4 separate regions of the Homo sapiens genome follow, and regions 2, 3 and 4 are each linked to region 1. A link is a contact called in ENCODE Hi-C or POLR2A ChIA-PET data. All regions are on one chromosome and are shown on one strand. The core of a region is the stretch at or near the end of the contact, and the rest is flanking DNA. Distances in the headings are between cores, read along the strand shown.

Region 1 (7,625 bases), core at 5,011-7,510:
CCAAAGACTTACAATGTCTATCAACTAATAAGCAGACCAAATTACCGGCAGATGCAATTTGTGTCATATTAGGAAAGGATGAGTTGACCGGGAATGTATCCCAAAGAACAGTAACAATTATTGTAATGAAAGAGAAATGATGTGACATCAATAATAGAAAATTGGTACTACCACTTAATGTGAATTTCACTGAGCTCAGTAGCATTTTTTGACAATATGAGAAAGACACACACAGAAAGAGAGAAATAGGGAGATTATCTATCTATTTATCTGTCTATCTATCATCTATCTGTCTGTCTGTTTAGAGTCTCTCTCTCTCTCTCACCTATTGAGATACTAAAACAGAACCTGTCCATAGGGGTGGCTTAACTAGTGTTTGTTGAATGAACACAATGAAACTAATGTAAACTCCACGTGCTCCAAATGAAACTTACAGGAGAGTCCCCCTTTAAACATGTTAAGTTAATTTAAACATATCCTTCTTTGAAAGGAAACCACTTTTGTTGCATGCAGGAACTTCTTAGGTCCCATTTGCAATTTTGGTCCTCACCTGGGATGTGCTTGCTGGCCCAATCTGATGCTTATGACTGGTTCCGATTAGTTGATCCTCATATATTGCTCTGGCTGTTAATAACTGTACTGTGAAGAGCATCCCTGCATCTTTATCAACCAAAAGAGGTCTCTGATGTGGAGGCACAGTAAATCAGCTAGGGGGAGATGGACACTGAGTTGACGGTATTGGAAAAACTGCCTAGCTATTTGAGGGAAAAATCAGATTCTTAACTCACAATGCAATAAAGTACAAAAGCAATAAAGACTTAAATGTAAAAACAAGCTCATAAAAATGCAAGTAGAAAAAAATAGGTGAATATCTAGGTGATTTTCTGTAGAGCAACATAAAAAAATTAAAAAATACTTGATACATTTATCTAAATAAATCTTTAACATTTTTATGTATCAAAAATCATGAATAACATTAAAATGCAAAAAGTAAAATGGGAAAAAACTGCCACAATTACAACAAAGGGCTGATACGTGGGGTTTATATAAATACAGTTAAAAAAATTAAGGCCTCAATAGAAAAACAGGCAAAGGACAGTAATAGATAGTTCACAAAAGAGAAAATGGCTAATGAACATCTGGAAAAGCTGTTCAATGGCAGTAGCCCTCCCAAAATACAAATAAAACAACAAGATCTTTTCTTTAGCCTATCAAATTAGAAAAGATTTGTTTTTTTTGTTGTTGTTTTTTTTTTTTGTTTTGGCTGTGGTATCAGTCACTATGACTAGAGGCATTAGGAGAGAACAGCTCTCTTCATCTATTGCTGCTTGGACTGAAAACTGCTAAAATCAATACGACAATATATTTCAAAAGCATTAGAAGTATTATATGAACCTAGTAATTCTTGTTATAGAAGTCTATCTTAACGAAATAATCTTAAACTCAGAGATTTATGCACACAGATTTTTGTTTAGCATAATTTACAATAGCAAAAACTGGGACTCACAGACACTCAACAATAGAGAATTCTCTATTGTTTCTTAAAAAATGATACTAATATATCATATTGGTATGATATAAAATTAGACAGTCACTAAAAATGTTACAGATCCTTTTTAGTTACATGGGAGAAAATAAATATAAAAACAAGAATGCACAATTTTATACTCCATAGGTTCGTACCAAGGCTAAAAAAATAAAGGGTAAAAAGACTGAAAGAAATCATCAAAATATTAAAAGTGGTTAACTCTTACTGGTGAGAATAAGGGTGTTCTCGTTTGCTCCTTTATAGCTTGTTCTCTCATTTTATACTAAATTGTCCATAATGAACGTGTATTACTTTCATAATCAGGAAAAAAAAATCATTATTTTCAAAGAAAATCTCCAGAAGTAATCTTGCCTTTACCTGGTAAAAAATATCAGAGGAAAACATTTTGATGAATTGTTTCATAGTACTTTTTAAAGCAGGATTTCGCAGTTCTATTCAAACATAAGTCCTGAAGTAATAACTAATTTTTGGCAGGGCAGTTAGTAAACAGTAACTAGGCAAAAATTGTGTCTTAAAAAATGATTAAACTATTAAAAAACACTAAAGAAAAAAATCCCTTATTTGTTCAAGATTTAAGTAAGAACAGAGACATTTCTGTTTTATTTACACCTTCATTATTAACTGACTTAAAAATTATACAGGGGGTATTTTGCTTCAGCCTTAATTTCTTGCTGTTTCTGAAAGTGTTGTTGTTTGATCTCAAGATCAGGAAGACTTATGATGTGGGGATAACTTTCCATAACCATTCTCCTCCACCTTCCCAGACTTCACTGCTTGCTTTTATAACTGTCTGTCCTTTCAAGGAAGTAACTGAAGATTCACATACTCGTGAGAATCCAAGTCTATTCCCCAGAGCCAGCCCCAGGCAAAATTGTTGAAGAGCTGAAGTTAGTGGTGCTCCCTATCCTGCTCTCAAATGCTTTAATTAAATGAAACATTGCTAACTCTGTTGAGTATCTGCTACATATCAGGCATTCTGTTAAGGACTTTCACCCATACTCTTTTATTTTATCATCACAAGCGTCTTGCAAGGGCTTATTTGTCTCATTTTAAAGACGAGGACTCAGAGGCCCAGAGAGGTTAAGAAAGTTGCCCTTGGTCACACAGCTAGGCACAGTCACCATTCAAATTCATAGCCAGATCTGTATCATTTGAAAGCTGTGCTTGCTCTCACTGAGTGGGATCAATACTTCGTAATAGTCTTTCCATGCCTTTTAAACTCAATCATACAGATAGTTTATCCGCTTTCCAACTAAAATTCAAATTGTCCTTAATTTGAAACAGTCTAAAGCTTTTCAGTTTTCTTCTCAAATAATAGAAGCTTCCAGAAGAAAATGGATATCTGCCTAATTATATCTGGTAGCTCTATCAGTTTAAACAGAACCTTATTAAAGGAATTTCAGCACTTTTCAGTTTTCTCAAATTGTCACACCTTTCACCAAACCACTTCATAGATAACAAGAAAATTCACGGGCTTGTCTTTCTTTGGGCTTAACATAATTTCCCCACTAATCTAAAGATCCCCCCAAAAGTTAATTAATTTCTCAGATTCCCTTGGTAACTAATCGAGAGTTTAAAACATTAATTCTCAAAGAATTTTTGACTCTTTAATCAATTCTAATTCTGTCCTAAGTAGCTATATGCCCTCAGGCAATTTACTTTGGGCCTCTGAGATACAAATTTCTTGTCTGTAAAAACCCGAATTAAAAGTATCGCCCTTCCTCTTGGGTTGTGGGTAGAATTAGATGAGATAATGTAAGTAAAGTTCTTGATACATGGGGGGTGGGGGCGGGAGGGCTCAGCAAGGCACACCTTATTTCACACGTGCCTCTCCTTTGCATATTCATGTGTCCTCTATTTAAAGGCCAGTGTGTCATACTAAGGGTTTTCTCTTTCTTTTTCTCCAGGACACATTATATTTCCTACTCCTTAACTCTCTTCTAAGAGACCTTGTTTGTCAATCATGTACTTATGCAACTTCTCCATTCTACATTACACTGAAGAACAAGACCTAACAGGATTTGATAAAACCAGTAACAGAACACTCTTCCATCTCCCTATCCACTTCCCCCTTCCCCTCCCCCCAAAACCAAAACCAAAACCAAAAAAACCTTACAAACAAACGGGGGGAAAAAAACCCCAGTGTGACAGAGAAAACCCAAAAGTTATCAATTCAGTAATCTCCATTTAGTGTTAAAAAAAGAATGTCAAAAGGGTAGCTTGCAAGTAAGAATAAAAGAGGTTTTTCATGACCAGCTTTTCCCATTCTCTATTATCCCTCAGCGGCAGCTTTTGGTGTCTCTGGTACGAGGCAAGGTGTCGAGGGGGGCCATATTAACCCCCTGTGAATGCCTGGCCGATAATTAACATCTTGGGTCCAAGAACCGATACAATGAGCTGGGGGAACGGAATCTTTCTCAACCAGTAATAGGTAATTGAACGCTTTTGCTGATTTGATTATAAGGAATAACTCTCGGTGATCAAAACCAAAGCTGGGTTAAAATCCTAAAGCTGGGGGACAGCTGAAGCACCCACTTCACGACTTAACGTTTCAGGAATATGAATTCTATGTTCAGAAAATTTCCCCACACTCTTCTTCGCTGGCACATTCACTGATGTAGAAAATGCCAGGAGCCCCGGGGGTGTGATGTTTCCGGTGGATAATGTCTCCCGTTCCCTGCCCCGGGGCCCAGACAGTTGGTGCTTAAGCGTCTACAATGTAGAGTTTCCTGCATTTTCCTCGGGCCGCCATTTGTCTACTTGTCCCATCCAGGACATCTCCCTAAATAATCTCTAAGTGGAAAAATCACGGTCCTCTAGGAGATTTATCCGGGAACGAACGTGCGTGGGGCAGTTCAAATTCCTGAGCTCAGATTTCGTTTCCCGCGGTCAGATGGTGCGGTCGGTGGGGCCCGAGGGATGCGCACAGCTGTGCCTGAGAGGTGCTGCTCTCCCGCCACCGAAGTCGCTGGGAAATTCTGCTGCACTGAGACATTTTAATGTCGGATGTTCTAATCCTGCGGGCAAAAAAAAAAAAAAAGTTTGAACCAGGTACTGGGCTTTTGTCACGGTGAACCCCACCCGCGCCCCGCGCCGTCCCTTCATTCACTCAGGCGAGGTGGCTTGGATTTGCACCTCGTTGAAGAAGCCTCCCATGCGACATCTCCGCCAGCACCCCGCGCGGACTTGGCTGGGCGGCGGCGGGGAGTCAGCTTGTCACCGCACGGCGGCCGGGACCGCAGCCCCTGGGTGCGCAGTGCGCCTCTCGCTGCGCCCTCCTAGAGCGCGGGTCCCGTGCCTGTGCCCGGCGCGACGCGATCTCCCTGCTAGTCGGGCTCCGCGTGCTCCCCGCGCTTCCCGCAGCCTCCGCGCAGCCCGCAGCGCCCTCCAGCCCCGCCTCGCGGCCGCGGGAACCCGGCGCCTGCAGCCCCGCCCGGAACCGACCGCCAGGCGCTGTTGCCGCCGGCCACGCAACGCGGGGCCTCTGCCTGGCACCAGCCCCAGGTGCCTTGTCTCGGGTCGTGCTGTCGCGCGACACTGGGGACCCAACAGGCCGCCGGCTACTCAGCTGGCCCCGCAGCTTCCCTGCGGCTCAGCGGCCTCCCACCCAGGAGAAAACCACATTTGATGAGAGTTTTGAATCAAGCCGAGCGTTCCCCCAGATGTTCAGCTACCTCAATTTCTAATGATTCCACAATCCCTTGTGATTCATCTCTTTCCTCCTAAGGGTTGCCAATGGCTCAAAGTTTAGACTTGGGATATAAAAAACGCTATTCACAGCCTTATTAGGAGGAGTAGGTGGGGAAGGGGAACTGGATACTGAATGGATTTTTTAATCTACGGAGAAAAATCACTCAACTGAGACCCGGCCTCTTTAATTTTCCTTTCTGAATCTCAGTGACTTCCTCTATAAAATAAAATGCAAAACAATGATATCTCACCTGCGTCAGAAAGTTGGTCACATGGTCTCATGAAGTCTCTTTCAAGGCTAAGATCTCTATGATTTTGTGATCAGTAGATTGAAATTTAAGATTAGAAACAGGTTATTTCTTGAAAGCAGTAAATGGAGGGCATTATGTGTGAATCAAGTACCAGAAGCAGGGGGTCTTTGTCTCTCCCTCTCCCCAGATGGGGCAGGGTCTCCACACTCTGAAATGTTAGTGTCAGTAACACATAATCAGGAAGTCGAATATGCGGATTATCTAGTCCTTTAGGATTCTTTGCACCATTGATTCTTTCCACTAATATTGATAACCCAAAGTTAATGACATATTGTGAGTTTCTCTTCTTTGCCTTCATGTTTTCAATCCTGGAGACAGAAAAAGGAACTAATTCTCTTCTTTTAAAACAAAAACAAAAACAGAAAAAATCAATCCCATTGATCAATGTGGAAAACCAAAGACCCAAGACTCCCCTGTGCCAAATCCCTCCCATGACCCTCCACTGTGATTCAAATTGGAGTGTTCTGGAAAATGCCGGTTCGAATTGCAAGGAGGCAGAATCAATCTCTCTCTCTCTCTTCAAAGGAGACACAGGCTCTTCTCAGGGACATTCCCTTATGTCTTTTTGATGCAGGAGGTTTAAGAGTCTCCATCTTAAAGCCCGCTGAGTTGGCTGAATGCTGACTTTAGGTGCCCACTATGAGCAGTGTAGTGCCCAGTCCTCAGAAAGAATCTAGAGTATTTTTACAGAACGAATTGCCTTTGTTTACCTTTCTGAATCATTTCATGCATGTTGTTGTTTTTGACCCACCCTTTTGCTAGGATACAAGAGCCAACCTTCTGTAAGAGGGGGAGAAAAAGAAGGAAGATGTGTGAGCTCCCCCTGGTGCTTTCCCGCATTCAGGCCAACTGAAAGGAGCTGCAAGGAAACACGTCTACACAGGCATCAGGAAAAAGAAAATATCTGGATTATTTCCTTTAAAAAGGCCTGTTTCCATGCTGATGGGCCTCAGAGCAAGACTTCCAGGCTTCGGGCCTGAATTCTGTATGTCATCTTAGGAGGAATTCTTGCCTTGTCAGAGAACGTGTTTCTAAAACAAAATTTCAAGTGGGGGATTTGCCAAGCTGTCCTGCGGACAGGATTACTCTTGGAATCAAACGGGATTACTTTTTGTCCAGAATTGTTCCCTTTGTTAGGCTAGTTATTCTTTGACTGAATAATTTTCACACACTTCTCTTTGTATGTGTTGACAGCACAAAGATATCACAGGAATCTGGTACCAGCCAATTTGACTGGTGGTGACTTTAATTCCAGACAATATCTCCTATCCTAATAATAACCTGTATTCGTAATGGCCTCTTTAACACTGGGGGTCAGGGACTTCTGTGGACTCCAGTCATCTGTGAAGATCGTCGGGGAGATTTCACTCAGTCTATTCAGTATATCCAGTATAGTGGCCTGAAACAATTTATCAACGTGTAGTCAGTCAGTCCTGCTCTTGGTCCATACAGTGGAGAGTCTAAAAGATGTGTGAAATACATTCCCTACCTACACATGGGCAAATCACTTAAAGGAGCAAACTTTAATGTTCACTAACATAGTTAAAATGGATGGGCCAACATTATCATGGTTCTTTCACCTCCTAAGTAAATGCAAAGCTTTTCTTCACTCCATTTTGTATGTGTAATTTTGATTGAGTGGGAATCTTGTAAAGCCAAAAATGGAACTGAAAGCCCACTCATAAGACCATAAGTTTTTTTTTTAATTTTTAATTTTTCTTTTCAGGCAGGGTATTGCTGTGTCGCCCAGGCTTGAGTGCAGTGGTGCCATCATGGCTCACTGCAACCTCTGCCTCCCAGGATCAAGCGATCCTCCCACCTCAGCCTCCTGAGTAGCTGGGACTTACTGTTGTGCACCACCACAGCTGGCTAATTGTTAGAATTTTAATTTTTATTTTTTTGTAGAGACAAGGTTTTACCATGTTGTCCAGGCTAGTCTTGAACTCATGGACTCAGGTTAACCACCTGCCCCAGCCTCCCAGAGTGCTGGGATTACAGGCATGAGCCACCACGCCTGGCCAAGACCATAAATCTTAATTAATCTAGTTCATAGTCTCAAATTCATTCTACTCTCT
Region 2 (7,209 bases), core at 1,461-3,960, 280 kb before region 1:
CACATTAAATGAAGCATAAGATGTGAAGACCTAAATTACCAATGGTTTTCCCTCCTGCTGTTGCTCCCTGCCAGGGCTGGGTCCGGGGTTAAGCAAGTACAGCACCTGGGGGCAATATTTAAGGGGGTGCTCACACACTCAGACTTCTGCAAGCGATGGCCCTCGCCTTACACAACCCTGACAGTGAGTCCCACAGCCCTACACATGGTAAGCCTAGACTTTAAAGCATAATCACCTCCCTTATTCAGGGGCCCAGGGTTTCTGCCATACCAGAGTAGACCAGCCAGTCCTAACACCTGCCAGTGTCATGACCATGGTCAGCTGTCTTCTCTAAGGCAAGCGCTCTGGATGTCAGTTTCTTGAGAAAGCCTTATGTAAACTTACGAGCGTGAGACCAACCATCAGGGTTCTGGGGTCTACCACAAGACTTCGCCATAAGATACGGAAAAATCAAGATGACTTCGTGAATCCCCCCTTTTTACCTCCTCTGAGTCTCTAGTGAAGAGAAATGGCTGCTGACTTTTGTTTCCCACGCCATCAGAGATACAAGGACCTGGCACCTGAACCTCAGGGGCTCCGTCTACTTCCACTTCTAGCACCAATGGCTTAGTGTTGTAAGAGTGTCTTTGCTCAGTAACTTCAAGGGGACTTAGCAGGTGGAAAGTCACACGTAAGACAGGAGAGAAACCTTTCCTAGAGAGGATGAGTTTCTCCTTGGTAATGAGAATGTGATGTAATGTATCTTCTTCCTTTTATTTGTAAGTACCCCTTAAAATACCCCTTAAATCCCTGTGGGCAGTTAGGAAGTAGAGTTTTCATGTACCATCCAGAATACAAGATTACACTTATGGAAATCTTTCCTCTTTCCCTTGACATGGTGAAAGTTTTTGTTTTTTAGATCTTCAACGATGGGTTCATCTCAGACCCTTTTCCAGAACAGGTCCAAGAAATGCAAATGTTAGCCAATGTAATGAAAGGCACCCATTTAATATCACAACTTGCTAAAGAAGAAACTTGTTTACTCAGAATTTTTCTTGGAGTATACAGGGACTCAAAAGATGGATGCTCCTTCCTTTGCTAAACTGCAATTTTGTTCTTCATCCTTATTACTTAGCCTTTGTGGGGTGCTCATGCTATACCAACACATCTGCACATCACAGATGTGATACTCAGGTAGGAAGAAACAGGAATCTGATACAACGTGAGAGCCTAGCATTCTACTCCCACCTGAGAACAGGGTACCAATAAATGTGAAAGCCTTAGTAGAGGCAATACGTTTAAGCTCTGTGTGTGTGGCTAGGGAGGCACAGTAACAGAGGAGTTTTAGCACAGGGTAAAGCATATTCTAAAAGAAAACTAGACTTTTTCAGCTAAACCTAGCTCCATCTGTTTATGTAGGACAGAAGTACTCTAACTTGACTGTACATTAGAATCAACTGGGGAGGTTTTAACTACTCCCCCCACCAACAATTTAATTGGGGGTGGGGTCAAACATCAGTATTTATTCTCCAAGCTCCCCAAGTGATTCTAATTTGCAGCCAGGTCTGCAAACCACTGATATCCAGGCCAGATGGCCATATATCCTGTACCTGGGGAAAGAGCATTTTTACTGTGAGGGGACACAAATCAGTGAATAGTTTCCAAGCCCGGCTGGCTATCTGAATCCTACTGGGAGCTTTTATTAAAATACGGACTACCAGGCCTTGCCTCTAGACCTACTGAATGGGAAGCCCAAAAAAATGAGGTTCAGCAATGTCTGCATATTTTAAAAACATGGCCAGGCACAGTGGCTCACGCCTGTAATCCCAGCACTTTGGGAGGCTGAGGCAGGCGGATCACACAAGGTCAGGAGTTTGAGACCAGCCTGGCCAACATGGTGAAACCCCATCTCTACTAAAAATACAAAAATTAGCCAGGCATGGTGGTATACGCCTGTAATCCCAGCTACTCGGAGGCTGAGGCAGGAGAATTGCTTGAACCTGGGAGGCTGAGGCTACAGTGAGCCAAGATTGTGCCATTGCACTCCAGCCTGGGCGACAGAGGGAGACTTTGTCTCCAAAAAAAAAAATCTTCAAATACATTTTGATTGTCATCTGGGGTTAGGACCACCGACCTGGATGAAAGTCAGAAGCTCTTACCCCTAACTCGATTGCCAACAGAATGTTTCATGTTTAGACGAGTAATCTTAGCCTGCAAAGAATTAGGAATAGCAGGGGAAAGGAGTGGAGGAGGGGAGAAGTATTTAAGAAAAAAATAAAGAGAAAAGAAATTTAAGTGTCCTCTAAGCACCCACAAGTCTGCTTCTTAAAGTGCTGATAATGAGCAGTGTGTGCTGAAAAGACCAATGGAACTAAATTCTGAACCAGTTCATTTCGGCACATCCTGTTTATACGACTATTTAATGAGTCATTCAGCCAGGATGATTTTCTGTCTGAATATGTTAATTGCCATTTTTTTCATAGCTCTCTATTAAACAGTACAGATAAAATAGGCATGCTCATGTTTTTAAGCGCTATCAGCCTCTCACCCTCAAGAGAGTGGGCAACAGGAGTAAATAAGGGAAAACTTTCTCTTTTTTCAAAGTGTTTAATTCTTTTAACATATATTGGCATTTGGGACCCCACTTCAATTCAAAAGCATATGTTAGAGTTAGCATTAAAGTGAAAATGAAATGAGGTGGTTCTCCCCCATATGCCACTGGCTTCATTATATCACAAAGAATGAGCTCAAATAACAGGGCAGCAATGTGAACCTTCTTGCTGATAAATTCTCCTACGTTTAGGTCAGTATGGATATTTGGGGAAAGACAAGTGATAAAGAAACAGAAAAATTCTGACTCACTCTGATATTCCTTTATAAATCAATGTATAATGATGATGATTATTACTGAGAACCCTGGAAGATCTAGGAAATGGGTGAAAGGTCTAGTTAATGTTTAATGAGTGATTAAAAGAATTCATTTTTATATTTCATTTATCCCTAGAGGATGCAGAATTTAGAAATGTAAATTCCAAAACAACATCAATGCAAAAAGTGAAGCAATAAACATCAGTGCAAAAAAGCCATATTTTCATGCACATTATCACTTAATAAATCAAGCCACTCTTAGTATTCATTTTAGCATTTATGCAGTTTCCAGTGCCTTAATTTTAAAGAATTTACATTAAACAAATTACATATGATTATACTGCATTCGGAAGGGAAAAAAAAACCACAACCAACCTTAAGGCCATAACAATATATTTTATTTTTAACGGCTTTGTTTACAAATATTAAATGGTCAAATCAATAGTGTTCTCAATGGCTTTTTGACATCTCAAATTTTTCATAAATGAAAATAAAGCAACTGAAAAGATGAAACTCTAGTGGCAAAGGTTTATTGGTCTTTGTACCTCATTAAAAGGACTTTTATAAATCACGTTTGTTCTTTTGAGTAGCAACTAACACGGCTGAAAAGGACAGGTTGGGTTTTAAAAGAGACAGATATGACCTAAAGGGAACACATTTTACTGTAGTGAAATAAACTGAGGAAACAGTTAGCAGATTAAAAACCCCTTGAAAGGAAGCATCATCTTTGGGAGAAAAAAAAAAAACCTTCGCTGAAGAAAACAGCTGGAAACAGGAAGCTTTTGGGCTTTCATCCTGCCTGCTTTGATTCCACCGCATCCCCATATCATGAAAAGGCAAAGAGACTGATTTCAGCTGTGTCTTCTTTCAACAGAAGAGGGAAAAGGCTTTGTGGAGTGTGAGCAACCCCATCCAGAAGACCCCCGCCCACCCTAATCATACAAACACTAACAATGAAGTGGAGAAAGAGAAATGGTGATAGATAAGTAGCAACTCAGAAGTAACATTTTACAGGCTGTAACAATGGAAGGAGAATATTTGTTCTAAATTAATTGTTTCTCTCAGCAATTCTCATATGAATTTGCAATCCCCTAAGTGAAAAACACTAACCAAGGTAGATATACTAACTATGACAGGTTTTCTCTCTCTTTTATGCCTTTCTAACCTGGAATTTCCAGGAATGCATGACGATGAAAAGTTTCTATTTCTGATATCCACCACATTGTTGTGGTCATTTTTCTTCATTACAGAGAAAAGGAGTAGGTGTTACAACCCCTTATGGTCTGAAATCTAAAGTCACTGAATTCTGGTTTTCACTAAATTTAGATATCTAAAGTCACTCTATTTAGAGATCCAAAGACCAATAAACCTTTGCTCACTGCAGTTTCATATGAGAGGTCCTTTTGGTCATCTCATCTAGATTGTTCCTCACTGCTACCTTGAAAATATTTGTATTCTCATGACATTTAAAGGACAATGCAGCATAGTAAAGGAAAACTTGGATGAGAAGCTTACATCATCCTTGGTAACTACATAACAAAGCAGCTCAATAAACAAGATCATACAAATCTAATACACCCAAGTCACAATTTATTCTTCTGTTGCTATTTTGGGATGCCTTTTAAAGTGGGGATTACAAAGCTAGACAATATAGGGGCACATAAGTGTAAAACTCTGACTTTGAAACTGCAACCGATGTCAATATAAAATTACTATTTTATTGAGGTATCTCTCATGCTCTTCACAAAGGAGAACTGATTTTCACACAAGTTAAGGAAAGGAACTTATATTCAAGTTACATACAAGTTAAGGAATTAGCTAATTCATTTTTCTAAAACTATTCTTAATAGACAGGAAAATTTCACAGCATAAGAGGTTTCAAGCAGGATATGTAAAATGAATATTAACTTCATCTTAATCGACGACTTAAAGTAGGTATCCTGAGATATTCAACCTTACAGTGGAATACTTTGATTCCATGGTAACACTTCAATTTCTAAAATATCTACAGTTGACACTTGGTATGTGCCACCTCCTTACCAATGGATATGAATTACTTTTGATTTATCCTTATTCATTCTAAATGTCTCTTTTTGGAACTGCCTTAGTTACTAGTGCAACATTAGTATAACTTTGAGAATCCTCATGCAAGGTTATTTTAACAGGATACACCGCTAAAATAAAAGTGATCCTCACCAACAAAACAAAATAATTTAGTTATTTGTGTCAAACTTTGAAGGTCTATAGAAACAATGCAGTGGATATCAGAAATAAAAACATTCTATCATCATGCATTCCTGAAAATTCGAAGTTAGAAAGCCGAAAATTCGAAGTTAGAAAGCCATAAATTCAGTCTAGATTCTCCATATTTTGGGCATCATCAATTTCATCATCATCATCATCATCATCACTAGCCATCTTCTACACTTATGAACAGAATTTTCACATATTATTTCATTCATTCTCAAAAGCAACCTAAGAGGAAGGCCAAACAGGCATACTCCTCCTCATAGAATAGATGAATAAACTGAGCCCAAGAGGGTAAACAGAGATTCTACTGACAGCATCCAGATCTCTGACAGAAGTCCTTGTGTTATCCACGAATAAGTACCTAACTCTGACTCATAACTTCCAACAATACCTAGAAAAATAACCAGCTCAAGAACCGCAATTTTCAGGTCAAAGTACAGAATTTTTGTTATTCCTAACACATTCTTGGGGAACTCCGTTTCTTTAGGCAATATGGCCCTGTAGACTTAACAACATACAGGAGGGAGCAGAGATTGGCACAGTCAACTTTTCTTTGAAATCTATTCTAATGGCCGGGCACTGTGGCTCATACCTGTAATCCCAGCACTTTGGGAGGCCGAGGTGGACGGATCACTTGAGGCCAGGAATTCGAGACCAGCCTGGCCAACGTGATGAAACTCCATCTCTACTAAAAATATAAAAATTAGCCAGGTGTGGTGGCACATGCCTGTAGTCCCGCTACTGAGGAGGCTGAGGCACAAGAATCGCTTGAACCCAGGAGGCAGAAGTTGCAGTGAGACCGATCCACCTCACTCCAGCCTGGGCAACAGACTCTGTCTCAAAAAACAAACAAAAAAAGGAATCTATTCTAATTGCCCTAATGTACTCCTATCTCTGCTGCTCTCATATGTATTCGTTCTGCAACACTTACTGATCATCTATCAGGTAGCAAGGACATTGTCAACAATATAAGTCTGAATCCATAAATGCTGCTCCCATGAACTCTACAAAAAGATAAGAAACGTATACATGGGAGAAAAGAGAACTCACATCTGTTGAGCATCTATGAAGACTAAACCATTTCCCAGCTCCTTCCTTGAATGCTCACAACAGTTACATGAAGATGAAAACTGAAGAGTGCTAGTTACCAGTAACTTTTGTGGCACTAGGCTCTCCTATGAAAATTAGAAATCCTACTAATATTTGAGTAAAACTAGCTAAACATTTCAATCACTAAAGTTATCACATGCTAATAAGTATAGACACTGTAATTCTTCAATGCTTTAGAGAAAAATATGATTATACCATTAACAATTTAATCTTTTCCTAGTCATTTTAATCTGCCAAGGCTTTGATTTAGAAACAAAATAGAGGAGGCAAATCACTGTATTGCCGAACATTGGTATCAATACCAAAAATAAACTGAGGCACACATACAAAAACTGACAGAGCTATAACATTCTCGCTCATGCATATTCGCTGCCCCTCTCTGCATCTGCCCCATACACAGTGTGCCCACACTGCCTCTAATTTGTGTTGTCTGTTGGCAAAATGGACTGTAGTACCAACTTTAAAAACCAATCGAAGTATTAAAACAAAACAGACAACCTCTCCCATATTTGGCAGAAAAACCGTAATTCAAATGTTCCAAGCCTCCCCCAAGAACAAGCAATTATAAGGTGCAGAAAGGCAATGGCTTTAAAACAACATGCTAATCCTAATATTAGTACCTTGAAAAAAGGAAAACTGCCAAGATGCTGGAATAGTGCCCAGTTATCCGTCTTACCTACAGCAATAAAACTGTCCTATAAATGTGAACAAGACAGTTAGGATACATTTTGGGGTTAGGTTATTGGCATTTTTTTCCACCTCACCATTCCCTAGGAGAATAAGCCTGACCTATGGAAGCAAAACACAGCAGATGGTAACTCAGCCCAGTACCAAGAGTACTTAGTCAATCCAAATAATTCACACAAAACTGAAGCAAGATGTTCAATGATTTATGGCGCTAATTTCACAAGAAAATTATGGAATCCTTCTCTTCAATAGAGCCACCTTTTTATTGTCATATGCTGGATAGCTAACTAAAGTGTCTAAAAAGCAATATATTAT
Region 3 (7,423 bases), core at 2,912-5,411, 470 kb after region 1:
TTAATTTAAAGTAGCTTGCATCTACCTTAGGGTCCAGGGTACACAGCAAGGAGCGACACAGAAAATTGAAGAGCTTGTTCATTTCCTTTGCCTCTATTCCACCATGGTTGCTCTGCTCCCAGGTCCCCAGACTCTCCCATGTTCTCATGTCTCATTCAACGTCTGACTGTAAACCATAAAAAAGAATGAAATCATGTCTTTTGCAGCAGCATGGATGGAACTGGAGGCCAATATCTTAAGTGAAACAACTTCGAAACAGAAAATCAAATACCGCATGTTTTCACTTATAAGTGGGTGCTAAATAATATGTACACATGGACATACAGTGTGGAATAATAGACACTGGAGACTCAGCAGGGTAGGAGGATGGGAGGGGAGTGAAGGATGAGAAATTACTTCATGGGCACAATGTACATTATTCAGGTGATGGTTACATTAAAAGTCCAGACTTTGCCATTATGCAATGTATCCATGTGACGAAACAGCACTCTTAACTCTTAGAGTTAGACAAATTGACACAAATCTCCCTACCCAAGTGTCCAGGGAGAAACTCTCAGCCTTCAAGGACACCTTAGGCTTCCTGAAATGAATTTTCCTACAATGTTTTACTAATGGGTAACATCTTTAAAACAGAATTGTTCGGCCAGTCGCGGTGGCTCACGCCTGTAATCCTAGCACTTTGGGAGGCTGAGGTGGGTGGATCACCTGAGGTTGGGAGTTCGAGACCAGCCTGACCAACATGGAGAAACCCTGTCTCTACTAAAAGTACAAAATTAGCTGGGCGTGGTGGCGCATGCCTGTTATCCCAGCTACTCAGGAGCCTGAGGCAGAAGAATCGCTTGAACCCGAGAGGCAGAGGTTGTGGTGAGCCAGGGTCACGCCATTGCACTCCAGCATGGGCAACAAGAACAAAACTCTGTCTCAAAAAAAGAAAAAAAAAAACAACCCAGAATTGTTCTTAAATTCATTTCACCACTTTATGAAATAATCTGCAGAGATTTATCTTATCACAGATTTCTTTAAAGTGTTTCTTTTTCACAATAAATCACCTGTAAAACTATACATAAGCCATGGCAAATAACTCTTGGTAAAACTATTTTCTTTCTAATTAATACAAAATTATGATGGTAAAGAAGTGAGAATTTGAAAGATTTGAGCTCTATGACTTTTTTTTTCTTAAGGAAAACACAATGCAGCCCTCATTTAACAATGCGTTTTGGTGTTTTTGAACCAGTTCCTTCTCAGTGTTATCTGATTTTGGCAAACATACCGGAAAGACAAGATTACAGTCCCCACACTCTCTCCTTTCCAATCTTTCTGGAACCTTATTTGTATCTCTATGTCAACAGAGTGAAGAAAAGATAGTGTTTTATTTGAGCAGCCCACAGCTACTGGCATACTTCTTAATTAGTGTCTGTGACCAGTTAGCATTGTTTAGATTTCATTCAACACACTTCCCCAGAAACACAGTGCTTCGTGGCGGCTGCGGTATGCACCAGCTGTCTTTAATCTCTCAGGACCCAATTCACAGACCAAAAATTCTGTTATGAGCACAAATCTCTGAGTGGGCATTTGTTTATTTTCTGCTTAGGAGACAACTTCCATATATCTCTGCCATTAAAAATAAATCAGTACATAAAATAAATACTCAAACAAATACAACAGATCAAAAGCTGAGTAACTCACTTCCAACTAAACTGAACTAAAGGCTTGGCTCATGGAAGTGCCACCTCTGTTTGGTCAAGAAAATACTGCTCTTCTCTTAGAAATAATAAACTCATCCTTAAAAGCCAGTTTGAAGACTAAACATACCCATGACAAAGAAAAAGGACAAACAAACTTATGGCTTCAGGCAAAAACGTCATTATTTCCATTGGCCAAGCCATGTACATTCCATTTCTTTTAGAAGTGTTCTACTGAATGGCATCTTAATTTATCTCTTTTTTTTTTTTTTTTTTTTGAGACAGAGTCCCGCTGTGTAGCCCAGGCTGGAGCACAGTGGCATGATCTCGGCTCACTGCAACCTCCACCTCCCGGGTCCCAGTTCAAGCAATTCTCCTGCCTCAGCCTCCCAAGTAGCTGGGATTACAGGCATGCACCACCTTGCCCAGCTTACTTTTGTATTTTTAGTAGAGGGGGGGTTTCACCATGTTGGCCTGGCTGGTCTTGAACTCCTGACCTCATGATCTGCCCACCTCGGCCTCACAAAGTGCTGGGCATCTCCTCTTTTCCTAAATGTGCAAACAGAAATGTCTGCAGACAATGCTTGCTCATGGACACCTGGATGAGTTCTCCTCATTCTAACACTTGGAACAACAGAACACATGACCACCTTGTCAAGATTATGTGGAAGTTAACGGCAGCAGTGAGGAGATCCCACACCCCACTGTGTGTCCTGACTCTTCTCCCTCAGGAACTTACACACATCATTTATGTGACTTCATCATTTTCTTATCCCAGCACCCAGTACAGTTTCTGGCATGCAGTGGGTTGTCAACAAATGATTGTTTAACTAATACTAGGAAGTAGCACTTACATACATGTTTATTATTTGCCAGGCACTATTCCAAGAGCCTTGCAAGTATTAACTGCTTAATCTGCGCAACAGCCCCATGGAATAGCTGCTATTATTGCTCTATTTTACAGATGAGGAAACTTGAACATACAGAGGCAAAGCAACTGGCCCTTCAATAGCAGAGATGGGATTTAAACCCAGGAATTCAGGTTCAAAAGACATAGTCTTGATTACCACACTACACTTTCTCTGCCCACATCCCAGCCTCCAGGCCTTAATTTCCTCATGTAACTAGATGGTCTCTGAGGTTCCTTCGAGTTGTGTAGAGTGCGATTCTAGTCTATAATTCTTGGATAACCAGTGGGGCATAGAGAATCCTCTATTACCTATTCATCCCCTCAGAACATTCCCAAGCCTTAAACTCCTGCTAAGATTACATAAGACAGCATGGAGCCATGGTTTGCCCTTTTCCTAAAAGAAGAAGCTTTCTGTGAAAATACAACTATTAGGGCAACAAGAAAACTTCTCATGGGCCCAATTCTTTCAATATCATTTTAATAGACAAATAGGTGATAGACATGATAATGATTCCTAGAATCCCATTCAATAGCTGCACAAGATGAACCAGCACAAAGAGCTGGGACCTATGACAGCACAAAGGGTCTCTAATGCAATGTGGGATACCAGAAAGTGTAAGGCCAGTCCCAAGCTGGTCACCTAGGAAGGCATTAGGAAGCCATGAGATGAGAGTGAGGAAGTCAAGGCTATAAATGCGTGTGTGTGTGTGTGTGTGTGTGTGTGTGTGTCCCAAGAAACTAGACTATAAAGGAAAGCGGAAAGGGACAATGGCAACAACTGGAACACAAAGAGGAAGACAGATTTTTTTAAAGATAAGAAAAACATGTCTATAGTTTCCAAAGAAGTAATCTGTTGATAGTGAGAGGTAGAAAACACCAGACAGAGAGAGAATGGATCATGGATAAAATATGAGTCTGGTCAAGTTAGAGAGGTGGGTGTGAAATGGAGAAAATAATCTTGAAAAGCAGGAAAGGCACCTTTTCTCTTCACGAAGCTGAAATGAGAATGGGTCCCCACGTGGCCTCTACTGATTCTCTCCTCAGACTGGAATCTTAAGGTAGCTGGGCATAGGAAATTTAAACTATCCTTGGGGGCTCTGCTGACACCAAAAATAGCTTCTCTACGAAAAGCAAAGGAAAAGCTAGTTGCCAAATGTTAGTGGCTACTGTTGGGGGTATTAAAATTGAGTGCCAATAACTATTAACAGGTATTCACAGGTAGAAACAGAGAAGTCTGGGGCATGGGGGCCCCAAACAGCCAATGTTGCCCCCAACCAACTGTCCAGGTCCCTAAAGAAAATATATGTGGGAAAAAGAAAGCAATGCTAAATGACACTTTCTTTTTTTATTCCACAAATGTGTATTAAATACACTATGCACCAGGCACAGGTGCTAGGGATATAGCGATGAAAAAAACAGAGGCCTGCTCTTAAGGGATTTACATTCTATCTCCAAATTCATTAAGAGAAGTTTGACCTCAGATTGTCAGCCCCAGTTGCCTGTGTGGCCTGCCTCCGACTCAGAGACCACCCTGCCATGTTAGAATGGCTACACCTGCCAGCAAGGCACAAAAGAAAGTGAAAGAGACAGAACGTTTGCCCCAAAAGTGAAAGCAGAACTGGTGAAGGCCACCTGCCACAGCAAGGGAGAGAGGAGAAAGCTGCCCAAGACCTGGGGTGGGGGTGGAGGGGGGCAGGGGGAAGAGTGGGGGAAGACACAGAAGAAAGGATGCTTCTGGGCCTCATCCCCTGGGCAGTAGCCCTGACACTAGTGTCCTTTCTGGCCTCAGAAACCCCAGAGGGAGCCATAAGAGTCCACACCCAAGCATGCTAGGACCTAACTCAGCACAGTGGTAGTGGAAGCCTCACTGGGGAATATGAGATTCCCCATATTTTACCCTATCCTTAGGGATGATTCCCAAATCAACATTTAAAGGAAATGAAATCGGTCTTCAATGCTGTTAATAATCCTGACCCAATCTCTCTCTTTGATCTATTATTTGTCCTATGTACACTTTGTACACAGTGGTTTTCTCATTGGCTCCAGACTCTGCCTTGACCTGTGTATTCCCTTTGCCTTTGCTTCAAAAGTATAATCTCCCACCTGATCTGGCCTCTCTTCCTTTGATAGCTATTTACATGGTCTCTTCTTCTATCCCAACTATTCTGTGCACTTTCCCCACCAACCTCAGCCCATGTGGCTCTCTCCTTTCCCTGAGCTCTTCGGATGCCCACTATCTGTGGCTCTCCCTAAGATTTAGCATTTACCACCATGTTTATATGTCTTGTTCCCTTTCATCAATTATAATTCCATAAAGAAATCCTTGACAACCCCAAAACACCTAATCCATCACATTGCATATGTTTAGTATGCAATAACCGTTTTAATTTTTAAAACTACTTACACTGTGCTTACCTTACAGAGGATTTAAACAGGTGGTTTCAGTATACTTTGGTTGATGGATGGATGGATCAACTGACTGATTAAAGGTATTGCTTACCTTTATATATATTACGTATATATCATATATATCATATATATATAAAGTGAGGTTCACACAGTATGAAAGGTCCTCAGTAAATGAAGGAGATCACCATCGCCAACCTGCTTGATGGTGGGATGTAAGTTGTCTTTAAGTAAATTACAATAAGCATATACCTTTTGGCTGTGCAGGTGTGAAATCCAGGGTTAAATTTCCTCCTGCACCTACAACATACATAACGAAACAAATGTAGAAACAAATAATAGGGAAGTAAGTTATAGATGGTCCTTTAGAAGTCAATTTCATCTGCGCATCTAACCATAAAAGCAGCATCTGCTCTGCTAAATACAGGTGTTTTATATCCTTGTCATTAATTGGAGGGGACATTATGTCATCATACATCAACAGTTAAGGTTGGTGAAAGTGCCACTTATCTCAGGTGCTGTCATTAATCAGGTTCTTTTCAGCTTGGTGACTCCAGAGGCTCGTCTCGAAGCTGCTCTATGTGAATGGGTTTTCCCTGTAGGTTTGAGGTGTCCTTTTATTATCATTTTGAATGAAAACCTTGGGACCCAGACGTAAGAGGCCATTAAGGGAGCTGTTTCGATGCTTCAGAGAAGAGAGACATTTTCCTCCATCACCTTCATTGCCCCCACTCTCTGTGTCTCCACCAAGCAGCCACGGTGGAGAGGAAGGCAAAGCAGCACAAGCTGTTGTCTCATCACGGTTTAACCCATTACTGAATTTCAACAAACCAGTGCAGCTGGTGCTTCAACAGAGCTGGAAAGCAGCAGAGTCCTAGAAGGAAGCACTGTCTCTTTCTATCTGACACCGATGTCATCTAGGTGCCTTCTTGGCTACCTCAAACCCACAGTATGGTGTCCCTTCCAGACAGGCTTCTGGGACACATTCTTCCTTGTCTCTGCTTTCATTGAAAATATCTGTCCTTAAAATGTCTGCCCTTTATCCCATTCCTGCAAAGCCACTGGAAGTGGCGTAAGTTGTCAGGAGCAATAATGGCAGCCTATTTAAGTAATGATGTTATAATTTCAGCACCTTGAGCCTAAGAATTAAAGCAAATATGTTCAGGTAGCAACTTGCAAATTAATATGGGGAGTCAAGTCATTTGATCCATATCAAATTCTTACTCAGGGAGCTTCTACTCGGCTCTGAAAATAGAATCTCCTACCTATCCCACCTTGGTACCTGATTGTTTCAACATGTGCAGGAGACTGAAAGAATAAGGTGGGGAGTGTGCTTATGATTCATCTATTCAATAGATATGTGTTGAGTGTGAGGCACTGTGCAGGGAGAAGATACAGTGGTGTTCATGATCAGACACCATCCTTGCTCTCAAGGCTTTACAGTGTGGATGGATGTGATAGAAATGAACCAAATAGCAATCAAAAAATGTAAACTCTAAAGTGATAACTGTGATTAGTTCTCTAGAGGACAGCATTGTATATCTGGGCAAATATATGAACATACCATGATCTGGAGTAGGAATAGAAGTTGATCAAGGGAGGTGTGGGGAGGGATGAAGAGTGTCCCTAGAAAGGGAACAGCAAACACCAAGTGCTGTGCTAGGAGGAAGCATGAAGAACCCCAGAATTTGAAATGCCCTGGTGGTAGGCAAAATTCTAAGATCCTGCCAGGCTCCGTGGCTCATGCCTGTAATCCCAGCACTTTGGGAGGCTGAGGTGGGGGGATTGCTTGAGGCCAGGAGTTGGAGATCAGCCTGGCTAACATGGCAAAACACTGTCTCTACTAAAAATACATAAATTAGCCGGGTGTGGTGGCACTCACCTATAATCCCAGCTACTCAGGAGGCTGAGGCAGGAGAATTGCTTGAACCTCGGGAGGCAGAGTTTGCAGTGAGCTGAGACTGCGCCACTGCACTACAGCCAGGGTGACAGTGCAAAGTTCTGTCTCAAAAAAAAAAAAAAAAAAAAAAAGAATTATAATATCCCCCTAGGTCCCCAGTTTCTGGGACTGTGAATATGACGGATTTTACTCCCGAGGTTAGGTCATATATGATATGACACAGTGAGCATTTAGAAGGAAAGACTATCCAGGTAGTTCTGACATCATCCCAAAAGCCTTTAAATCTGAGTCTAGAAGTCAGAGGCTGAGGAAGTCAAAGATTCTGAGGACAAGAAGATTCAAATGGTTTCTGGCTTAAAGATGGAAGGAACCGCCTGGCAAGAAATATGGGCCACCTCTCACAGCCGAGAGAGACCCCAGTTGGCAGCCAGCAAGGAAATGGGAGTTTTCAGCCCTACAAGTGCAAGAATGCAAGAAACTGCATTCTGAATAGAAGAATGACTTTGTGTATCCATTTCTTAAGGC
Region 4 (7,003 bases), core at 4,384-6,883, 260 kb after region 1:
TATCTCCTAACAAGTACAAGTGCCAACAGTCTGTACAAATCCTATTACTCTGAAATTATCAGTAGCACGATATCCAGACCACAGTCTTCATAACTCCTTAAGTCTCCAAATCTCTTCCAAGTATACTGCCAATCCTTCAGTGCTCCTCTGTTCTTCAGGGGAGCCTGCTTACAAAATGGCAGACATGCTCACATGTCTGTCAGTGTTTAGAGTTGATAATGCAAGCACAGCATTTCACCACAGCCCTGGTGGCTGAGTTGCAAAATTATTTATGGCTTTCCCATTTATGGCATGCTGCTCAGTTTCCCATGAGTTGCTAGGAAAAATTCCTGATAGCTACTATGAGCCATTGAAACCTATGAGACTTCATTTATTATGGCATAATATACACATTACCTCACTTGTGTTAGACCATATGGAGAGCTCTCTGTTGAATTTGGCATAGTTCCTGGGGTGAAACGGGAACGGATTCTGTTCCTAGTCCTCTTCAATTATGCTGTATGTTGGATCAGGCAGCCAACTTCAACAGATCATCTGGGCATAGCAATCAGTCCTCAGGACAACATCACTGGCTTCACCTATGCCAATGAAGAATAATAAATGTGACATTGAAGAGTGTCTGAGTGGCAGAGAATAGCAAGATCCCAAGAGTGGATCAATAGGGTGCCCTGCTGAAAGTGAGTTTGTGTGTGGGAGTTGAAGGAGAAGCAGGGCATCCCTTTTTCACTCATTCTGGAACAGGATTTGGAAGGAGAGGCAAGAAGCTCAAGAGAACCTGAAAAGCATAGCTAGTTCTAAGCCCAAATGAGCAACTAGCCACAACGCCTTAAATGGAGAAAGGTCCACCCATGGGTAAAGCCGCAGTACACAATCTGCCATGCCAATTTTCCTCTGCTTAAATAAAGGAACAAATGAACACTTGGTCTCTGTAGGCATTGAGGGAGGGAATGTTAATCCCCATAATGTAGATTTAAGGAGAAAAGTGGCCAATATGTGGGTATTTTGGTAAATCTGGGGCTGGTTTATATGATCCAAAGTAGGCTTTGTTTGTTTTGTTGTACACATGATTGGAATTCCTTTGGGAGGCCTTTTCTACTTGGATGGTAGGGGGAACACTAACCGTTTTAGTAATTGATCAGACATTTTACTAATTATTACAATGATTTATCTAATGTAAAAGCAACCACATAAAAACTGGTCTGGAAATTAATATGATAACCTGAGAAAACAATCCTAATAATTTTCTCCTTTTACAATTAAAATTTTAAAAATTGTTCTGCACTTTTCCTGTTTACATTGCCACTCCATCTGTCTATGTCTGTGAATCTCTCTGCCTTTTGCTCTCTCTTTCTCCCTCAAACACACACATTGACCTAAAAGGCAAAGCAAAACTCTTCAATAAGTAAGAAGAGTTAGCAAGTACTCTAAGAGACTTAGTGTGTAACCACAATCCTTCCCCATCTTTCTTTTTCCGCATGGCATCTCCTATGCTTCTCATCTTTATTGAAATGGAACATTAATACTTGAAGAGTTCCCATTGCAAGATATTATCACTAATAATGAGCTGTGGGTGAAACAGACCACTCGCTTCCAAAGACAGTTCTAACTTTGCTGATGGTTGGGTATTTGAAATAAAACCAAAAGATTGGTGCCCATCCCCCCAAAAAAGTCTAATTAGTGTTCGTCTATTGGAGAGGAAGCTGAGCATGCTGCTCCACCACTGCCAAATGAAATTAAGGCCCAATTATTGATAAATGAAGAGTGGTTTGTGCTGGAGCCTGGCCTGGAGTCGCGGAAATACATCTGTCATTTGGCCTGCGCAGGAGTCATTCATGTGTGACATAGCATCCTGTGCATTTATCATGCATCTGTAGATTTTTGTTTTAATTCAGTTAGCTGTCTAACTAGATTCAGTGCTGGATGCCTCGAATGGAGTCAGGATTTGGACTGACAGATGCAATTCTAGTCTGAAATGGTGTGTGACAGGACTAGCTATCCTGCATATTAATTATTATTGAAACCATTATAGGCAGAGCTTTTGCACAAATGGTCGATTCGGTTATCTGTTTTGTGGCTTCTATAGTTAACAATTGCCCAGTTGCTCCAGGGCAGGTAGGAGACATGCTGGATCAATGAACCATTGTTGTTAAGTGCACTTACTATTACCATGAAAATTAGAATGGAGGTGCTTGAAAGGCAGGAATGAAAATGCCCCTGCCTTACCATTATGCAAATTACAAATTCTATAAATGAGATAAGTGGGGAGAGAAACACTTTTCATAAATCTTAACTAGGTAAAAGAGTTTATTAAGTCCATTGTCAAAAACAAATTGAAAACAAACATTTGTTAAATTGATTAAAAAAAAGAAAAAAAGGAAAGCAAGAAAAGAAATGTCTGCCGGGCTGTTCCCAACCTAACCCCTCTACACAATGCTTAGTTTGGTAGCATGCTAAGGTTTAATTTAAAGTTCTTGTCATTTTATCATTCAGTTGCATAAAATGTTGAAAATAACCATTATCTTCAAAAAGAAGCCAGTAATGCAATTCTTATCCAAAGTTCTGAGAAAATATTTTCTGAGGAGGACTTTAATGAGACCAGTTCCAAGGAAGGACAACCATCCTGTCTCAACCTCCGTGGTTCTCCTTTGTTTTTTACATATTTGACATATATCCTAGTTATTCCCCCAACTCTTTCTTATTTCAATCATCCAGTGAACTTTGGTGAGCCCTGCAAAAAACATTCCCATCACAGAGGATTGATTGAGGTAAATGTTGCTGAAACTTACGGTGTTCCTTGCCATTTGCTTATCAACCTCATGTATATGAATTATGTGATCGCAAACTGTGAGTTCTGTTTCTGGCACAGCACAAATTACACACTTTCACTCCTTAAAGAATTTATAAAGTTGCTGAGGATTTTGATACAGCAAAATACAAAATGGTAACACAATGAAATGTACTATTTTGCATTAAAGAGAAAATTCATGGCGGAGTTAAACTAAGAATGATGAATTTGCATCTTTTAAAAAAAATCATATTTGTTAAGGGACATTTCATTTTGGTATTTCAGGTCCAAAGAAGCTTCTACTCTCTTAAATAATTAAAAATTTGCATCTTAGAATAAATGCTTTTTCATCTGATGTTTAAAAATGAGGTGCTTAAAAAGAACCCGGCTTCAATTTAAAAGTTCAATGGCTTGATTATGATATTGGGTTACAAGATTTTCGCTGTTAAAGATCATCTTGAATAAAAGAGCAAATTAGAAAGCAATGATATATCTTGGTATTAATAGATCTTAAAATATTAATAGTCACAATATTCAGGAAATATAAGTAAATTTTGACTACAGTTTGGAAGCTATTATCATTTTTGCGTGATTAGCTACTGCAACTTATAATGTTTGCTTCACTGCTTTATTTCTTTCAATAGCTTTTTTTTTTAATGAGACTCCAAAAACTTAATTATGGCTTATGCAAATATCATTTGAGGGAAAAGAGGGTAATATTAAATCTTTAAAAGCTTTGTTAGGTTAAATGCTAGGAAATTCGTTGTAGGTATTAATGGCATTCAGAGGAAAAATTGAATGGAAGTGAGGGGGGCTTCTGGAGAGCTTCCTCATCCTTCCTTAAAATCACCTATGTGGATCAGTTCTTTCCAACTTTTTTTTTTTTTTTTTTTTTTTTTTTTGAGACGGAGTCTTCCTCTGTCACCTAGGCTGGAGTGCAGTGACGCGGTATTAGCTCACTGCAAGCTCCGCCTCGTGGGTTCACGCCATTCTCCTGCCTCAGCCTCCCAAGTAGCTGGGACTATAGGTGCCAGCCACCGAGCTCGGCTGATTTTTTTTTTTTTGTATTTTTAGTAGAGACGGGGTTTCACCGTGGTCTCGATCTCTTGACCTTGTGATCCGCCCGCCTCCGCCTCCCAAAGTGCTGAGATTACAGGCGTGAGCCACCGCGCCCGGTCAGTTCTTTCCAACTTTTTAATCAAAGATGAGTATTTTCCAAACCTGGAGGGAAAAAAAGAGTTAAAAGAGAGTTTTTGCCTGTGACTTATGTACAGATCAGAAGTCAAATTAAGCCCATTCTTTGCCAAAACTGCTGTAAATGAACACTTGAAGTATGTGGCTACTCTCTTAATAGGCATAATGCAAAACTTCTATTTTTTTATTGAATCATCTACTTTTTTTCTATATTGACTGGATCTCCAATAGTGTGTAAAACCTACAGAAAAATAAACAGGTGAATTAGAGTAACCATCAGGTTTAACTAAGATGCTAAAATTAAAATGTTTTTCTGGGAAGATATGAAGTTAAAAATACGCTACATATTTTTAAAGTACCCATAGCCTACTGAGCACTGCACTTGAAGAATGCTTAATATCATGAAGTTGCCAAATGATACAAACAAAAGTAATGTTTGAGAAGGATGGGAATAAAATGGCAGGAAGAAGGGGAGGACAGGGTCAGAAAAGAAGCAGACAGAAAAGGACAGATTGGATTATATGCCTCTAGAGCAGTGATTCCCAGCTGTCTGACTTTGGACCACTACTAGCCTATGAACATTCACTAGCCTGCTGCTAAAAGAAATAAAAGTTTGGAGAAGGAAAACCTTTTTCTCTACTTTCTTAAGTTCAGTACCTGGAGGCCTGTGAATTAAACTTACAAAAGACAAGTTAATAGGAGAAAAAGAACACAGTTTGTATTAATATTTACACCCATGAGAGTTCACATACAAAAAGATAAAATGCAAACAAGTGATTAGACTTGGGGGCTTATACACCATTTTAACAAAGGAAAGGAGCGTGAGCATCAAGTGACATTAAGTTGTGGAGAAGTGACTAGGAAACATGGGGAGGAACTAATGGAAGATAAGATTTTAGTAAGATCTGTTTATGTAAACTCACCTTAATGTTAACTCTGGTCTTTCATGTTAAGAGCTGCTATTCTTTCTCTTGGGTAAGAGAGAACCTTCTTCAAAGGGAAATTTATGTACAGCTTTTTAGGCAGAAAAGGAGAGGACAGTAAACTCTTCCTGCATTTCTTGATTCTTAATTGGCTTCAGCTCACAATAATCCTTATGCCAAAGTGGCATATTTGAGGGTGAGATATTCTGATCTCCTTCAGAATATAATACTCTGTTTTAAAAAATGATGATACATACTTTCAGTTAACTTAGCTGTCTTTTAGTCTCAGAGTTTGTTTTCTACATTTTCAGCTTTTAAAAAAACTTTCTGTCATGGAAACGTGTTTGTAATCAGTGGTATTCTTTTTCTCTAATGTCTCTACTAGGCAAGGTAAAACCCTGGTGACTTTAATACATTCCTTTGATTGATTTTATTTTATTTTATTTTTTGTTTCAATAGTCCATGATTTCTCAAACAGTTGGTGCAATAGTTTAAATGTTTGTCCTCTCCCTAACACACGTTAAAATTTAATTGCCATTGTCACAGTATTAAGAGGAAGGACCTTTAAGAAGTGATTAGGCCATGGTGGTTCTTCCCTCATGAATAGATCAATGCTATTATCGTGGAAGTGGGCTTGTTATTGCAGGAGTAGGTTCCTTACAAAAGGATGAGTTCAGCCTCCTTTTGCCTCTTTCTCTCCCTCATTCTCTTTTTGCCCTTCTTTCATGGGATGATGCAGCAAGAAGGCCCTTGCCAGATGCCAGCAACTTGATATTGAACTTCTCATCCTCCAGAATGGTGAGCCAATAAATTCCTGTTCATTATGAATTACTCAGCCTGTGGTATTCTAACAGCACAAAATGGATGAAGGCACCTGGAAACAGTGTTCTAAGGCAGTGCCTCCAGAGGAAATATTAATAATAGCCATCTTTATTGAGTCCTTGCTATGCTTCAGACAATATGCAGAGAGTTCCGTGTATTCTCTTTAACATTAATACTGATCCTAACAGATAGACAGTGTTGTCCTGATTTAATAAATGAAGAAAGCAACTTAACAGAAGTTAAGTTGCTTGCCCATGGTGACATAACCATAGGATGACCTTATCATCTACCATTTAAACTGTACACATTTTAAAGTGAAAGACGGCAATATTAACAATTACACCAGGATAACAGATACAGCAAGGTCTTTCCAGGACAACATAGACCATAGAGTCATCCTACAGAACTACTGTATAAGCCAGAATTTAAATCAGATTGCATCTAAAGCCCATAATGCTCTTCCCATGTTTTAAGCTGCCTCTGGAAGTTTCTGTATTTAAATAAAAAAATAAAGAGATCTATTTTGAAGAAACTGAATTCATAGAACTTTATGATACCAAGATACACAAAATAATAATTCAGTCAACAATCCAAGATGATTTGTACCACAGGACGTCTACCACCAATGGTGGTTTTATGAGTGGTGTAAGGATGAAAAGGAGATAATGTGTGTGGGACACGGGCTTGTATCAGAGCTATGTGTTAATGCCTGCTCTTAAGAGAGGAATTCATTTTCCATATGCAGAAGTTAAATGAGTGTAATGGTTTTGTGAGATTCTGACTTCATCTAATGGTGCAGCCAGGACAAAGATAGGGAGAGATTCCCTGGTGGTGAGTTACAGCAGCCAGCAACACAACCCCAGAAATGGGTCTGAGACTAAAAGAGTCTAGCACTATCAAAAAGAAATAGAAAGTCTGGCAATTATTTGCCTTGAATAGGAGCCCTAATATATACTGTAGTTAATAGTGTGTTCTTAACTTTCCCTCTGTTATCTGTGAAAAATGCAGGCAAAAACTGTGTGTCCCAAATAGATCAAGATGATTGTTGGGAACAGAGCTTAATTCCACTAAATCAAAATGATGCCTCATCACTTCCATCTCCCCAATGTTGTAATGAATGAGTGCCATTAAACTTTGAGGTCTACTCCCAATTCTCCCACCTGCACTGTGACCTATAACTTTTTAATTTTGAGAGAAAGGCTCTTCCCTTGCCAGAAAGTGCTTTCTGTTTGTGAAAGAGTATGTAAAACAGCACCAGGTGAAGAATGACTTTTTCACC

What was found. A loop is a pair of places that touch in the nucleus more often than their neighbours do. ChIA-PET counts read pairs that join two places held with the same protein, here RNA polymerase II (POLR2A). Pooled maps may share reads with other maps.
Region 2: a loop to region 1 is called in a map of mammary epithelial cell, with 5 times the contacts of the local background. The contact joins the enhancer-like site here to the promoter of LINC01415 in region 1. A Hi-C loop is called at or near these places in 11 of 168 maps with a recorded cell type or tissue (B cell, Right ventricle myocardium inferior, cardiac septum and 5 more) and 14 of 50 pooled maps. POLR2A ChIA-PET finds 5 or more read pairs at or near these places in 2 of 52 experiments (BJ and activated B cell).
Region 3: a pooled map shows a loop between it and region 1 (4-fold over the local background). The contact joins the enhancer-like site here to the promoter of LINC01415 in region 1. A Hi-C loop is called at or near these places in 2 of 50 pooled maps.
Region 4: a map of dorsolateral prefrontal cortex shows a loop between it and region 1 (5-fold over the local background). The contact joins the promoter of LINC01905 here to the promoter of LINC01415 in region 1. A Hi-C loop is called at or near these places in 1 of 168 maps with a recorded cell type or tissue (dorsolateral prefrontal cortex) and 3 of 50 pooled maps. POLR2A ChIA-PET finds 5 or more read pairs at or near these places in 1 of 52 experiments (IMR-90).

What each region holds. Positions count from the first base shown.
Region 1 is chr18:55,775,465-55,783,089 of GRCh38, forward strand. It overlaps LINC01415 (long intergenic non-protein coding RNA 1415), which reads right to left and starts at 6,261. Exons shown (of 2, transcript NR_145452.1): 1 at 5,491-6,261; 2 at 1-4,566. The region is part of intron 2 of LOC105372130 (a long non-coding RNA gene); the gene reads left to right.
Region 2 is chr18:55,498,126-55,505,334 of GRCh38, forward strand. The region is part of intron 3 of TCF4 (transcription factor 4); the gene reads right to left. Among named protein-coding and RNA genes, the nearest start is that of MIR4529, 23 kb to the left of the region's middle. Within about 2 kb of position 2,711, at least 3 of the 41 ENCODE cell types and tissues checked have a DNase peak (open chromatin) inside an H3K27ac peak, as active enhancers do; they include endothelial cell of umbilical vein, where a contact is called at or near this core.
Region 3 is chr18:56,244,615-56,252,037 of GRCh38, forward strand. No RefSeq gene overlaps it. Among named protein-coding and RNA genes, the nearest start is that of LINC03069, 57 kb to the left of the region's middle. RefSeq lists an enhancer at 4,087-4,226 and a silencer at 4,357-4,406. Within about 2 kb of position 4,162, at least 2 of the 41 ENCODE cell types and tissues checked have a DNase peak (open chromatin) inside an H3K27ac peak, as active enhancers do.
Region 4 is chr18:56,036,645-56,043,647 of GRCh38, forward strand. It overlaps LINC01905 (long intergenic non-protein coding RNA 1905), which reads left to right and starts at 5,634. Exons shown (of 3, transcript NR_146511.1): 1 at 5,634-5,700. The region is part of intron 6 of LINC03069 (long intergenic non-protein coding RNA 3069); the gene reads right to left.